Linked DNA regions of Homo sapiens: region 1 is linked to region 2. A link is a contact called in ENCODE Hi-C or POLR2A ChIA-PET data. All regions are on one chromosome and are shown on one strand. The core of a region is the stretch at or near the end of the contact, and the rest is flanking DNA. Distances in the headings are between cores, read along the strand shown. Region 1 overlaps ST3GAL6 (ST3 beta-galactoside alpha-2,3-sialyltransferase 6). Region 2 holds the start of ST3GAL6-AS1 (ST3GAL6 antisense RNA 1).

Region 1 (6,252 bases), core at 3,296-5,795, 54 kb before region 2:
TATCACAATCTCAGCTGCACCATTATACTTTTAGAAAGAAAAACCAAGCATCCTCTTTCCTTATCTTACATATATCTTGAAAACCAGTGTGATAGATATTTGACAAGAGGGTCTTGGCTTTCAGAAATTGTAATTCTCACTGAGATGGCCTTCAAAGCGAAAAACAAGATACATCTTAAGCTTTTTACATAACACTTTCAATAAAGTGTTTCTTATAGTTCCCATTGAAATTACATATGACTTACTATGATTTTGAGGAAAAGAAAAAAAAATCGAAGAAGCACAACCAAATCAATTCCAGGAGGCAAACTTGTCCGAAAGCATTAACTGCCTTCAGCATAAAATTTTCTTTATCCTATGTACCATTGTAACCTAGGAGTCATTCAGCCTCATTGATCCCATTGCTTTTTCCTTCTCCTTGCCCCTTTTCATGTCTTCTACTTCCTTTCTTCACATCTTAAGAGTCCTTCATCCGTCTTTATAACCATTCCTTTATATAGACCAGCTCTTCTGCAGCCATCACCCACAGAACCTATATTACCACCTGACAAACTCTTATAAGAGGAATAAGCACTGCAGTCACCCTGTACCCACACCCCAGCAACAGAATAGGGCAAGAGAAAAATACGTTTACCTGGTTGAATGTTGAATTTATGACCCAACTCTCAAACAGGCAGTAAGTATTGCCTAGCAATCCAGTTACGTTTGACTAGTAAATTTCCATTCCTACTCTCCAAGATGAGAATTTATAACTTTGTATCCTGCAACAGCCCTAGTCTTCTTCCTAATTTGACTAGTTAATCTTTATTTTTTTAAGGAAACAAAAGCAGTCAAAAGAGTGGCTTCATCATCCCAACTCCAAATCTACCATCTTACCTGTATCTTTACTCACATTTGCAGTGCTTATTCCTCTTATAATGGATGAGATGTAACTTCAGCAACTTTTCACTAGTGTATATTTTATCCCATATCACTTCTCAACAATTTTACTTCTGTACTTAACTACTTTCTCCCCTCATCATCAGTGTTTCTTTCTGCTGAACCATTCCCTTCAGCATATACACAGACCAAAAATAAAACACGCTTCTTCGATCCTATATCATCTTCCAACTATTGCTTCATTTCTACGATCCTTGTTCTAGCAAAAAGTCCACTAAAGATTTGTTGCTGCTTGCTCATGTCCCAGGTTCTCTTCAACCCAATTCAAGCAGGCTTTTTCCTTCTTTCTTGTTAATATATATCACCAATATGACCTCCACGTTTCTAAAACCAGGGTTTATTATTTACATTCAACCTCTGGACAGCATCTGACATGGCTGACTTCTCTTGAAATACAGCATTTGATTTCTGGGACACCATGTCCTACTGGGACTTTGATGTAGCTACAGCTAGTTCTAATGTCATCACTAAGTATGCTCAGGGTCTTCCTGTGCTTTTGGAATTAAAGATATTACCTAAAATGAAGAAGCAAGAGATATACCTGATCATACTTCACTTAGGAATATAGGAAGTGAAAACTCACAAAACACACATTCAGAAGCTGTCCTTTACCCTCAAAATTACTAGGAAGTCAGGTTTAAATTTAAAACATGTATGCTTTTTGACTTGAGCATTCCACTTCCAGAAGTCCATCCTACAGAAATCCGACAAATGGGCAGAAAACCCCTATAAACACATGTACTGCTATATTATTTAAAGAGAAGAAAATGTTGGATATATCTGAGTGTCTATAAATAGGGGAAGAGTTAAATAAAGAGAAAAAAGAAAATAACAACAATACCTATGGTATAATCATAATTATACTGAACAAACAAAAAGATTATGTGTTTATGAATGCATAGCAAATAGTCTGGAAGCACATAAAAGGTAGAAAAGCTTGAGAGGTTACATGGGTTGTAGAGGGAAGAGAATAGACTGGTGACTTCCTTTTTGATTTTTAATATTCCTTTATTTCAGTGTGCAACACTAACATTTGTTTTCAGCATATAACACTTTTGAATTTCTTAATCACAATTCTTATCATGCTAAATATACATCATGAAAATACATGATGTATATTTATTTCTTTGGATTTTTCCCTACTTTAAAAAGGGGTGAAAAACTCATTTCAACCAAGGTGTCATGTTATACAGTTACTCAAGCTTCCAGTAAAAAATATCTCTGCCACTGTATGGGTCTAGAGTATTGTTTTCTAGGGAAAGAAGGCAAACAGGAGTGAAAGTCAATGAGATTTCATTTTGAAGTTTCAAGAACTCTTTCAATATTGCTGTAGCTACCATTTCTTGAGAATTTAATGCCAACATTTCCTCTGACCACAGAAATGTTTCTGGACTACTTTATTGTCCTTCCTCACCTTTCCTCTGGCTTTCCTGTGATATTTTTATCAGAGCATCTCAGACACTTCTTTTTAGCCTGCAAAGCCATGCACTTGGCCTGAAGCCAGGCCAGCTACTCTGAGCACAAGCCTGCCCGTCAGCCCACCCAGTCAGACTCTCCTCACTGCAGAACACTGAAGACAGAGTTATGAAAGATAAATTGTTTCGGCATGCACAAAGAGACCCCAGGAAGGCCCTACAAGGGCAGGAAAAAAACCCAACTTAAAATTACATTTCCTTGCAACATAAATGAAAAACATAAAGATAATATCCATAGATAACTACTTTTACTAACTCAGAGATGGCCCTCAGAAATCATCTCATGAGCTGTGGTTCTCATACAGTTTCTGAGAGTTCCCAGGACCCTCTATCCTACCTCAGCCAGATCTGTAGTTTGAAACCATGCAGAGATAAATACATACCTGATTTTTGGGAAACACTTTTGGAAAATGAAGCAGTTCATAAGCTGCTGTTCTGATAATGAAAGGATCTAATATTCGGATTTGATAAGGTTTATAAATCAGGTTTAAGGCTGGTTTCTTCCAAAAACCATTAGTGTTCTGAAAGTAAAAAATATAGAGAATAGAACAGTGTGGCTGTCTGTTTTTTAAGGAAAAAAAGCACTAAAGGTAATCTGAAGGCAGAACAATTTTGCCTACTTACTATTTTGTCACCCATCAACAATTCCAACAGCCACCTTAAATCATGTGGCTTAAAAGCAGTGAGAATCACTGTCGTATTAGGGTCATTGTGAATAGGATCTGAAAAAACAGATTCTGGATAAAAAAGTCGGAAGGTTGTCCTTCTCCCAACTTCTTCTTCATGTCCTAAAACAGGACCATTATTCATTCTGTGGATAGTAAAACATACAAGATATGTAGACCAAGTGCAGTATCTGCCATTCCCATCACAGTTCTCAGAGGTTTCAGAGTTGGACAAACATCAGCCTTTTATCCTGTGCTCTGAAGCCACAAAGCAATAGATCAATCTTTCACACATAATGGCCAAGGAGATCATTCCTTTTCATGAAATAGTTGGTTGATCAAAGGCAGAAATGTTCATTTGTATTTGAAAATTAATTGTGGAGCCAATGATAATTCAGTCTTACCTCCAGGGGAACTGAAGACTAAATTTAAAAAAGTGGGAACACAGAGCCACAGGATACCAGAGTTGAAAGAGAACTTGGAGGACAAACCCCTGGAGAGAAAATTACTTGCTCAAAGCCACACAGTCATGTAGCACATGGATGTGTGTGACTGACAGGTAAGAAGAATCACATTTAAGTTGGTTTAAAGACCCATCAAAATTGTTGTACTCTGAAATAAGGTTAACAATATAAATCTGCTATATTATATTCAAGCACAACCAAATGAATGTCTATTGCTAGAGTAAACTAAAGAACCACAAAGGATCTACTGTTGGGTTTGTGTATGCTGAAAGCCAAGGTTGGACATGCACTATTTATGCACACATTATGAAGCCATGCTATAAAAAAAGAAATGCTTTGTTTCCAAAACAGTGTCCCCAAAGAGATAAATACTGTTTTGCCCTTTGCTACTGACTCTACGTAATATAAGACGAACAGACTTATTAACACTTGAGATGACTTTCAAAATGTTGTACCCATGATATTTTCCTGCAAGGGTTTCCTGTGGCTCTAAATTATCAGATTTAGACAATTATGGGTAGAGAAACCTGTGATTGCTTCAAAATTGTTTTGTAGGTAAATTATCACAGCTTCCTCAAAATGGATAGTAAACAGAAAATAAGGTGACCTCACCATGCAGAAACCCTAGGCAGCTTGTAACCCCACAAAACCCCCAAAGCTGCCAAACCATCCTAATGTATTGCCTCAGTATGCTAACTTTGCCATTCTTTAAACTATTCATAGCTACTCCTAACACACACACACACACACACACACACACACTTATCCCAGATGATGACCTTATCTTGACCTTTCACTAAAAAAATAGAGATAGAAAGGTCCGTATTTTCCCCTCACTACATCAGAGGGACTCTTGGTAGTTGTAACCACAATCCTGGCTCTCCTTTCCATTATGAAACATTAACCACACTTGTGTTCTGAACCCCCTTCCCCTCTCTTTTACCACCCCAATCTCTTTCTCATTTCCACCAGTTAACCAATGTACTATAGTGCCTCCAATCTTTTCAAAAGAAGAAAACAAACAAAAAAAAAACCCTGATTGCATAACCATCTCTAACTGCCATCTGATTTCTCAACTCCTCTTTGAAGCAAAATCCCTGGACTACATTGGTTTCTCTACATCTTCATCTGTACATTCAGGTGTACATTCTCTGCATTCCCTCTTCGACCTAGTCCAGCCGGGCTTCTTGCCACATCACGCCTCTAAGCCTGCTTTTATTGGGAGTGTCAATGAGCCTCAGGTCACCAGTCCAATGGTCACCACTCTGTCCTTATCTTGCATGACCTCTCACCAGCACTGGGATACAGTTGGTCACTCCTTCTGTCCTGGAACACTTTGCTCTCTTGGCTTCTGTGATCACCTTCTCCCGATTTTCTTCTTACCTCACTGGTGGATCCTCTTCATCTCTTTTACACATTCCTTTTTCTTTGCTCAACCTCTAAATTTTGAGTTCTCTGAGGCTCAGTCCTCACTCTCTTCTCTCTCTCTCAGTCTCTCCTTGGGAAATCTCACCCAGTCCATGGTTTAAATACAGCTTATAGGCCACACACCATCAAGATTTTAACCTGTTTATCCAACTGCCTACTCGACAAACCCACTGCAAATCTAACAAGCATCTCAAATCTAACATGTTCATATCATGGTTTTCCTCTAAACCTGCTCCTATACCAGTCTTCCCCAACTTAATAAATGATACCACTCTCCAGCCAATCTCCTAAGCTGAAAACAGAGTAGGAGGCATCCTTGATTTCTTTATTCTCATTACTCTTCACATCTAATACGGCAACAAATCCCGATAACTCTATGTCTAAAACACATCTTCAGTCAGTCCACATATCTCTTCCTCTCCTACAACAATCCTGTCCCAAGCCACCATCATATTATACCCGAATACAGCAACCTAATTGGCCTCTTCATTTCCACCCTTGTCCCCCACATTCCATTGTCCATGCCACAGCCAGAATATTTAAGACATAACCAGACTGCTTTGTTCTCTTGCTTAAAACCCTTAAAAAGCTTCCTGTTGCACTTAAAATCCAAGTTTCTAATCCTAGCTTACAAAGTCCTATGCAGCCTGATCTTTGCTCACCGCTTCAGCTTCCAATTCCACCACTCTCCCCCTGCCTGCTACTTTCCAGCTTCACTGGGTTTCTTTGCTACTCCTCTCAAACTCAGGATCATCTCCTCCTGAGGCCCTGCAGCAAACATCCTTTCTGCCTGGACTGCTCTACCATAATCTTCATATGGCTGTTGCTGTGTGGTCACTTGGGCCCTGCTTAGATGTCTCTTTCTCAAAGTGGTCAATCATTACAAAGGAGCCATTCAAAGATTCTCTGTTATATCCTTTTTAAATTATGTATGGCATTTATTATTTTTATATATTTAATTACTCATTTTCTTCCCTCCACAGGGAGCACAAACATTGTTCTTATCCATTGCTATCTCTCCTGTGGCTAGAAGCATGCTAGCACACTAAGGAGACTTAACAAATACTTGCTAAATGAGTAACCTGAAATCTAGGTCTAACTCTAGCCAACAACCAAGAGAGAAGGTTGTGCAATAAAAAAAAAACCAAATGGAAACATCTCCCCTTCCTGTCAAAACACAGCTGTATTAAGGCAAGAAACCATATTCTTTTGAAACAATTCTAGGGTAGCAAATAGAAAATATATTTACCTTATTATTACATCATAGGAGTCGATTTTTTC
Region 2 (6,352 bases), core at 3,853-6,352:
TGTGAGATAGGTCTCCTGAGGTTTCAGGTTTTATGCCACTGTGTTAATCAGAAAAGCCATAATTTAGTTGTTTTGTATGTTAGTTAAGTATGTGAGTTAACAATGGGCCAAAGAATCTCAAAAATAATTTTCTATCTAAAAATTGTGCCAAGTCTCCCTAGATACTAATAGAGTGGTGATGATGAGACATCTTGAAATCAAAGGACAAGAGGATAAAAGGAATACTGTATAGGCGTCTCTGAGCTCTGCCTGTCTTTGTGATATTCCTGTGCTCTGCCCTAGGGAAAAGAGAGGGGAAATCAGTTATGGTAAATTAGTAGAAAGAAAAAAAGGCAACTAAGGGTAGAAATTTGTGTGTTTATGTGTGTGAGAGAGAGAAAGAGAGACAGAGAGACAGGAAGGGGCCGCGTGTGGTGGCTCACGCCTGTAATCCCAACACTTTAGGAGGCCGAAGTGGGCGGATCACCTGAATTCAGGAGTTCAAGACCAGCTTGGCCAACATGGCGAAACCCCATCTCTACAAAAAAAATACAGAAAATAGCCAGGTGTGGTGGTGCATGCCTGTAATCCCAGCTACTTGGGAGGCTGAGACAGGAGAATCACTTAAATTCAGGAGGCAGAGGTTTTAGTGAGCGGAGATCGAGCCACTGCACTCCAGCCTGGGTGACAGAGCAAGACTCCACCTCAAAAAGAAAGAAAAAGAAGAGACAGGAAAGCCTATCATGACTGGGTGAAGACTGAATTAGGCTCTCATCAAAAATCTCCAGGCATGCCAATTCTAACTAGAATACGATTCAAACTCCACAAAATCTGCCTTCCTATCTTACTGACTACATCTCCTCCCACTCCGTCTTTTGCACTCTTCTTTAACTACATATTGTCTTAACCACTCTCTTCTCACACTGCACCTTCTGTTTCTCAAACGACCCAAATTCACTCATGCCTCATGTATTTGTAACTCATTTTTTGACTCTGCCCCCCATAAAACATAAGCTCTGTAAGAGCAGGGGCTTTGCTGTGTCCAACACGGCACGCTCCCAACCCCACCCACAAGAACATCTCTTGTTACATGGTGGACATTCAGTGAATGTTGGTTGACCATTAGGGAAGTCCCATCTCATGGATGACCACATGGAATATCACCCAAAGTCCACTGAAAAAAACACTTTCTGCTCCCTTGTTGCCCCCATCTTTCAGCATAGTGACTCTGACCCACAGCCATAACAACTCCAGGCCTGCTTCCACAACCTGTGGAAGGTGAGAATAACCCTCCCACCTCTGGAGGAATCTCCAGCTTCCTTGCCGTCTCCTCTTCTGGGGGCCTTGTTCTCATCATGTCCTAAAGATCTTTCCATTCCCAACCAAATAAAAAGTAAATCAATGTTTAAACCATCTTTCAAAGCCTAGCACTAAATACATTGCAAAGTATGCAATGATGCTATCTGTATACTTTGTCTTAGGCTAAGCATATAAGAAGGGGAAAGAGAGAATGGGGGAGAAGATAACTTTTCACTCAGCTTTCCAATGTTTTTAAGAAAATCTCCTAAGGGCTAGGTGCTTTCCTTTCCCTCTATCTCAATGGTGCAGGAAGAGGAAGGCCCCTGGTCAGATACAAAAGTTTGTGGCAGTAAAAAGGTAAACTGGACAATCCTCCTAGATGACCAAAAGCTCTCCAAGAAAAACAAACATGGGCACAAGGAAGAAAACCAGGTCTTACTGATCCTGTTATCTTTTACTTTCATAACCTCACTGCCAGAATCTCAGCACTTCTTAGCCTGATTATACGACAGTCAAGTTCCTGACCAAGTCTGAGACACTGCAGCTGATTCAGTGCTGAGGTGTCACCATCAGGGGAAAGAACTCCAGCTATCCCACAATGGTGAGGGAATTGTGTTTCTGACATCCTGATATGGAATTGTAAATAAAATTTCCTACCAAAACACTATAATATCCAATGTATACATTCTATTCCATGCATCAAGCTCACTCCAAATCAAAATCCATTTTAACCCCTAAGGGTTAAATTGGAAACTGTGATGTGTGATGTGTGCTATTATCCATCACAGTTGGGACAGACAGGAGAGAATGTTTCATTTCAACTGTGAGGGTGGGGATGTAACCCTGGGAAAACCTCTTCCAGGTAACATATAGCTTGAGTAGGAGCTTCAGTGAAAATGTATTCAGAAAGGAAAGAACTTTTGGAATATGCCCATTGAAGACAGCATAAACTCCTAGATTTCGCCAGACCCTGATCACCTAAGTGACACATCAGAGATGTGCAGAAGATAGAAGGTTCCTGGCTGGTGAAAGTCTAAAGCTGTCACAAGGAAGGCAAAGTACGCAGACCACCTATTCAAAAAGCCCAGCCTGGGGATAACTAGAAAGGCATATTCAGACCAAGGTATATATAAATGGAGGATATGCCAGGCAAAGGAGAAAGATATGCACAGGAAATGGAAGAATTTGTGCAGAATGTATACTGCAGAGGATTCCTGGGATGGTGTAGGCAGAGGTAGAGTCAAACCTTTATGTGAGCCACTGCAACTCAACCTAAGGCAATCTTGGTTTTTTAAGCTATAAAATGGGGCTAAAAATTCCTTTCTTGCAGGAGTTTTGTCAGGAAGATTAAATAAAATAGCATATGAGAACACACCAAAAATCAGAGTGGGTGCCAAATAGGAGTTCCATGCTTCCTTCACCTTCTCAATAAGCATCACCTAAAATGCATACTAAACAGATCTCTGGTCACCACTCCTGGATGGAAGCACAATTTCCATGGAAGCCATCTGGCAGTCTGCATGGTTAGCAGATGATGCTTATCAGGGAAATGCGGGAAACATGGCATTACTCACGTCTTCTCCCATAAGGTTCCACATGATGTGGAACACAGAAATGTCTCCAACAGAAGAAAACTGCTGTGAAATCCAGTCGTCTGCCACTGAATGAGAACACCTACGATTTACAATTTCACAGGAGACAGACTAATGTTTTTAAATGGTATGTCTCTTAATGGTATTATTCTGTCAATACTGTCTATTCTTGAGCCTCAAAGGTTTTTTATTATTATTATTGATATAGGGCATAAGAACAAACTATCTCCAACAAATCTACTGAAATGTAGTCAAAATTGCAGTCCCATTTTACTGCACCATGTAAACAACATATGGTGCAATCTGGGACTGAGACATTGTGGAACTATAGTAAAAATACAATTCAAGGAAAGCGACATCACAAGGAATGAAGATCTCCCCTCCCAGTCTACATGACCACAAGAACAGCTTAGGAAACCAGACCAATGCAACACTTTCTAGAAAAATTATCTTCTTATAAGCAAAGTTGCCATTATCCAAAGACCCTCTGTGGAATTTGGCCTTACTCAGAGACAATAAACTAAATAACAGTCTAAGGGCATCGTTTTTCGCAGATCTTGGTATGAAAAGCGTTCTTAGTGAAACAAAAAGGAAGCAACATAAACCAACTTGCAAATGTCAAATCGGCATGCTTTCAAACGGAAAATAACCTGGCAGCCTGAGCAGATGTTCCCAAATATTTAACATCTCCCTGTAAATAAAAAGACAGTTTTATGGTCTGCAGCTAGGTGAGGAAGATTGAGGACCGGAAAGTCAAACATTCGGGCTAGCCTAAAAGAGGTGGCCGCTGGAGACCCGAAGAGTTACGAGGTTCAAAGGTCAGCGTGGACACGAGACCACAGACCACGAGGAGCTTTCAGCAGATCTACAGTTTCCTTAACTATCCACCTACTCACAGCACCCAGCTGGTCCTCGTAAGGCAAATGGGACTTACGACTTTAGACTCGGTGTGATTTCTGATACACTAGCAGTCACCACGTTATTTTCATCCCTACCCCCACACACTGTTTTTAAACATTACCTTTCAACAGCAACCTCTTCTCCCCCTCCTGCTCCTCCCCACTGTCCCCGCCAACCCTCGCTACTGAAAAATCCTAAAAGAAGGTGCTTTGGGTTTGTTTTTGGTTTCTGGGCGTCGCTTTTTATAGGTTTTCTTTTAAGCCAAAATAACAGCACACAAGAAAGAGGCTTGAGATTGCCGGGATCTCCGGAGCCGGCGGCCTCAAAATGACAAGTTGCTTCTCCCTTATCTTGAAAATTAACAGCAGCCCAAACACTGCAATTTACTCACCGTCCTCCTTTCTCCTAAACTGCCTCGGAGCTTGTTTTGTTAGGTCTAGTTCCATTGTGGAGGGAAAAAGGGTTTCTCGAAAAACTTTATACGGTAAGAGACCAGAACCTTCCAGACCCCTCAACCCTCCTCGCGTACAGACCCTTTTACAAGAAAACAATAGTGAACGAGGAGCTGGACACTCCTCTTGGCTTCCCAATTGCACAACCTCGCCGGCGATTCGACAAAAGAGGGTCCCAGAGCAGATTCTCTCGGCCCCCACGGCTCCTGGGCTTACCCGCGAGGCTGCGCGTCCCTCCCGCCCTTCACTGGGGCTCCAGGATCCCCGGGTGCCCTCTCGGCGGTGGCTGCGGCGCACGCCGGCTGGCTCGCGGGTCCCAGCGCCCATGGTCCCTTTACGCCTCCGCACGCCACCTCCTTGGTGCTGGCAGGATATGTGGAGGGGCAAACAGCGCTCCGTGTCCCCACCCCCAACCCTGAGCCTCAGAGGCTGCAAAGCCGGAGGGTCGGGGCAGCACAGACCCCAGGCCGCCCGGACCCCGGCCCAGACCGGTCTTCCCGCACCCCCAATTTCCCTCACCCGGGCAGTGCAAACCCGCAGCGAAGCCGGCCGGCAAGAGTGACCCGCCGAGGCCCAGGAGCGACGACCGCAGAGGCGCACCGGGCTCCGAGACCTGAGGGGCCGCTGCTCCAGCCGGCTGCTGCCTCTCTCGCGGCGCCTGCCACATCGGGCCGCAGAAGCCCGAGGCCGGCAGAAACCAAAGGAAGGTGGCGCGGGCCAGGGGCGGCGCGGGCACGATTCCTTCCCCGCGGATCTGGCGGGGGAGCAGAGGAGGGAGCAGCCCTGCCCGGAGTCTCAGGCTCCCGCCAGCCCCAATCCCGGGCGACTGCGCCGAGCGCCTCCGGAGTCGCGGGAAGCTCCTCCTGCTCCGCGGCTGGCGCCAGTTGCACGGTGGCCGCCCCCAAATTCGAGGAGGAAGGTGCAAAGTGGTGGGAGGCTGCGGGTCTCCCGGAGGGTGAGGCGTTGGGGACCAGGCGGGAGCACAGCCGAACCCCTACCTTTCGGGCGGGGCGGACACCAGCCGCGCGCCCTCGCCGGGCGCCGGGACCGGAAAATCACCGCGAAGGGAGGGACGAGGAAAGGCGGCGGGTGGCTTCAGGACAAGGTAGGAGGATCGATTTCCACAGCCAAGAAGACACTCCCATCCCGCCCTGGTTTGTTTGGAAAGCTGCAGGAGCTAAAGTGAGGGGTGGCCGGGTACTCCCCTTCCCCGCCCGGCTGGCAGGCGGCAGAAGTAAACACTGAGGCTTGTGGCGCCGCGGACTGACTGTGACACAAGGCTCAGCAGAAGGTTTGGTCCCTATCAGAAGGGGAGGAGTGTTCAGAGAGCTCCTGAATTCCGGGGCTCTGCCCTTCAAGGGCAAATGTGTTCGTACTTTTTATCTTTTGAAGGAGATAAATTACTTTAGGGAGAACGAAGGTGGAACGTGCTGTTTGCGTTTTCTTTTCTCTCCATAGGCAAAACCCTACGTTATTAATGTCCTCTTACTTGGATGGCTCTGAATACTTTTTAAAGTGTGTTTGTCAAATAATTCCTTGTCTAGAAACATTCAAGTCATAGCTCCAACCTTTGGGCCCTGAGCAGTGTAATCACGTGCCATCAATTGACCCCAGAGAGAAGACCCACGGACTTGGATGTAATTCAAAGTTGGCAATGTGTCACGAACTGGAACAAAGTCCTTCATCTGTGATGGGCTTTCTGGTATTTGTCCTTTTTTTTTTTTTTTTTTTTGAGACAGAATCTTGCTTTGTCACCCAGGCTGGGGTACAGGGGCATGATCTTGGCTCACTGCAACCTCTGCCTCCCAGGCTCAAGCGACTCTCCTGCCTCAGCCTCCCGAGTAGCTGGGATTACAGGCTGGGATTACCACTCCCAGCTAATTTTTGTATTTTTAGTAGAGATGAGGTTTCATTATGTTGGCCAGGCTGGTTTCGAACTCCTGACCTCAAATGATCCGCTCGCCTCCACCTGCCAAAGTGCTCTGGTATTTGTCTTAATTGTAATAACAGCCCTAGGAGGTATCATTTGTTGTTTTCCCAACCTTACTTTAAAAAAAAAATGGCCGGGCGCCGTGGCTCACACCTGTAATCCCAGCACTTTCGAAGGCCGAGGCGGGCGGATCACGAGGT

The links. Hi-C counts contacts between places; a loop is a spot of excess contacts on that map. ChIA-PET counts read pairs that join two places held with the same protein, here RNA polymerase II (POLR2A). Pooled maps may share reads with other maps.
Region 1: a map of right lobe of liver shows a loop between it and region 2 (2.9-fold over the local background). The contact joins the enhancer-like site here to the promoter of ST3GAL6-AS1 in region 2. A Hi-C loop is called at or near these places in 49 of 168 maps with a recorded cell type or tissue (CD14-positive monocyte, Caco-2, Calu3 and 27 more), 13 of 37 single-sample maps with no recorded cell type and 29 of 50 pooled maps. POLR2A ChIA-PET finds 5 or more read pairs at or near these places in 8 of 52 experiments (GM12878, HEK293, HepG2 and 5 more).

What each region holds. Positions count from the first base shown.
Region 1 is chr3:98,785,009-98,791,260 of GRCh38, reverse strand. It overlaps ST3GAL6 (ST3 beta-galactoside alpha-2,3-sialyltransferase 6), which reads right to left. Exons shown (of 10, transcript NM_001323368.2): 6 at 6,221-6,252; 7 at 3,039-3,225; 8 at 2,798-2,935. Among named protein-coding and RNA genes, the nearest start is that of ST3GAL6, 25 kb to the right of the region's middle. Within about 2 kb of position 4,545, at least 2 of the 41 ENCODE cell types and tissues checked have a DNase peak (open chromatin) inside an H3K27ac peak, as active enhancers do; they include CD14-positive monocyte and right lobe of liver, where a contact is called at or near this core.
Region 2 is chr3:98,731,401-98,737,752 of GRCh38, reverse strand. It overlaps ST3GAL6-AS1 (ST3GAL6 antisense RNA 1), which reads left to right and starts at 5,102. Exons shown (of 5, transcript NR_046683.1): 1 at 5,102-5,327. It also overlaps a transcript of ST3GAL6 not described here. RefSeq lists enhancers at 4,140-4,887, 4,888-5,636.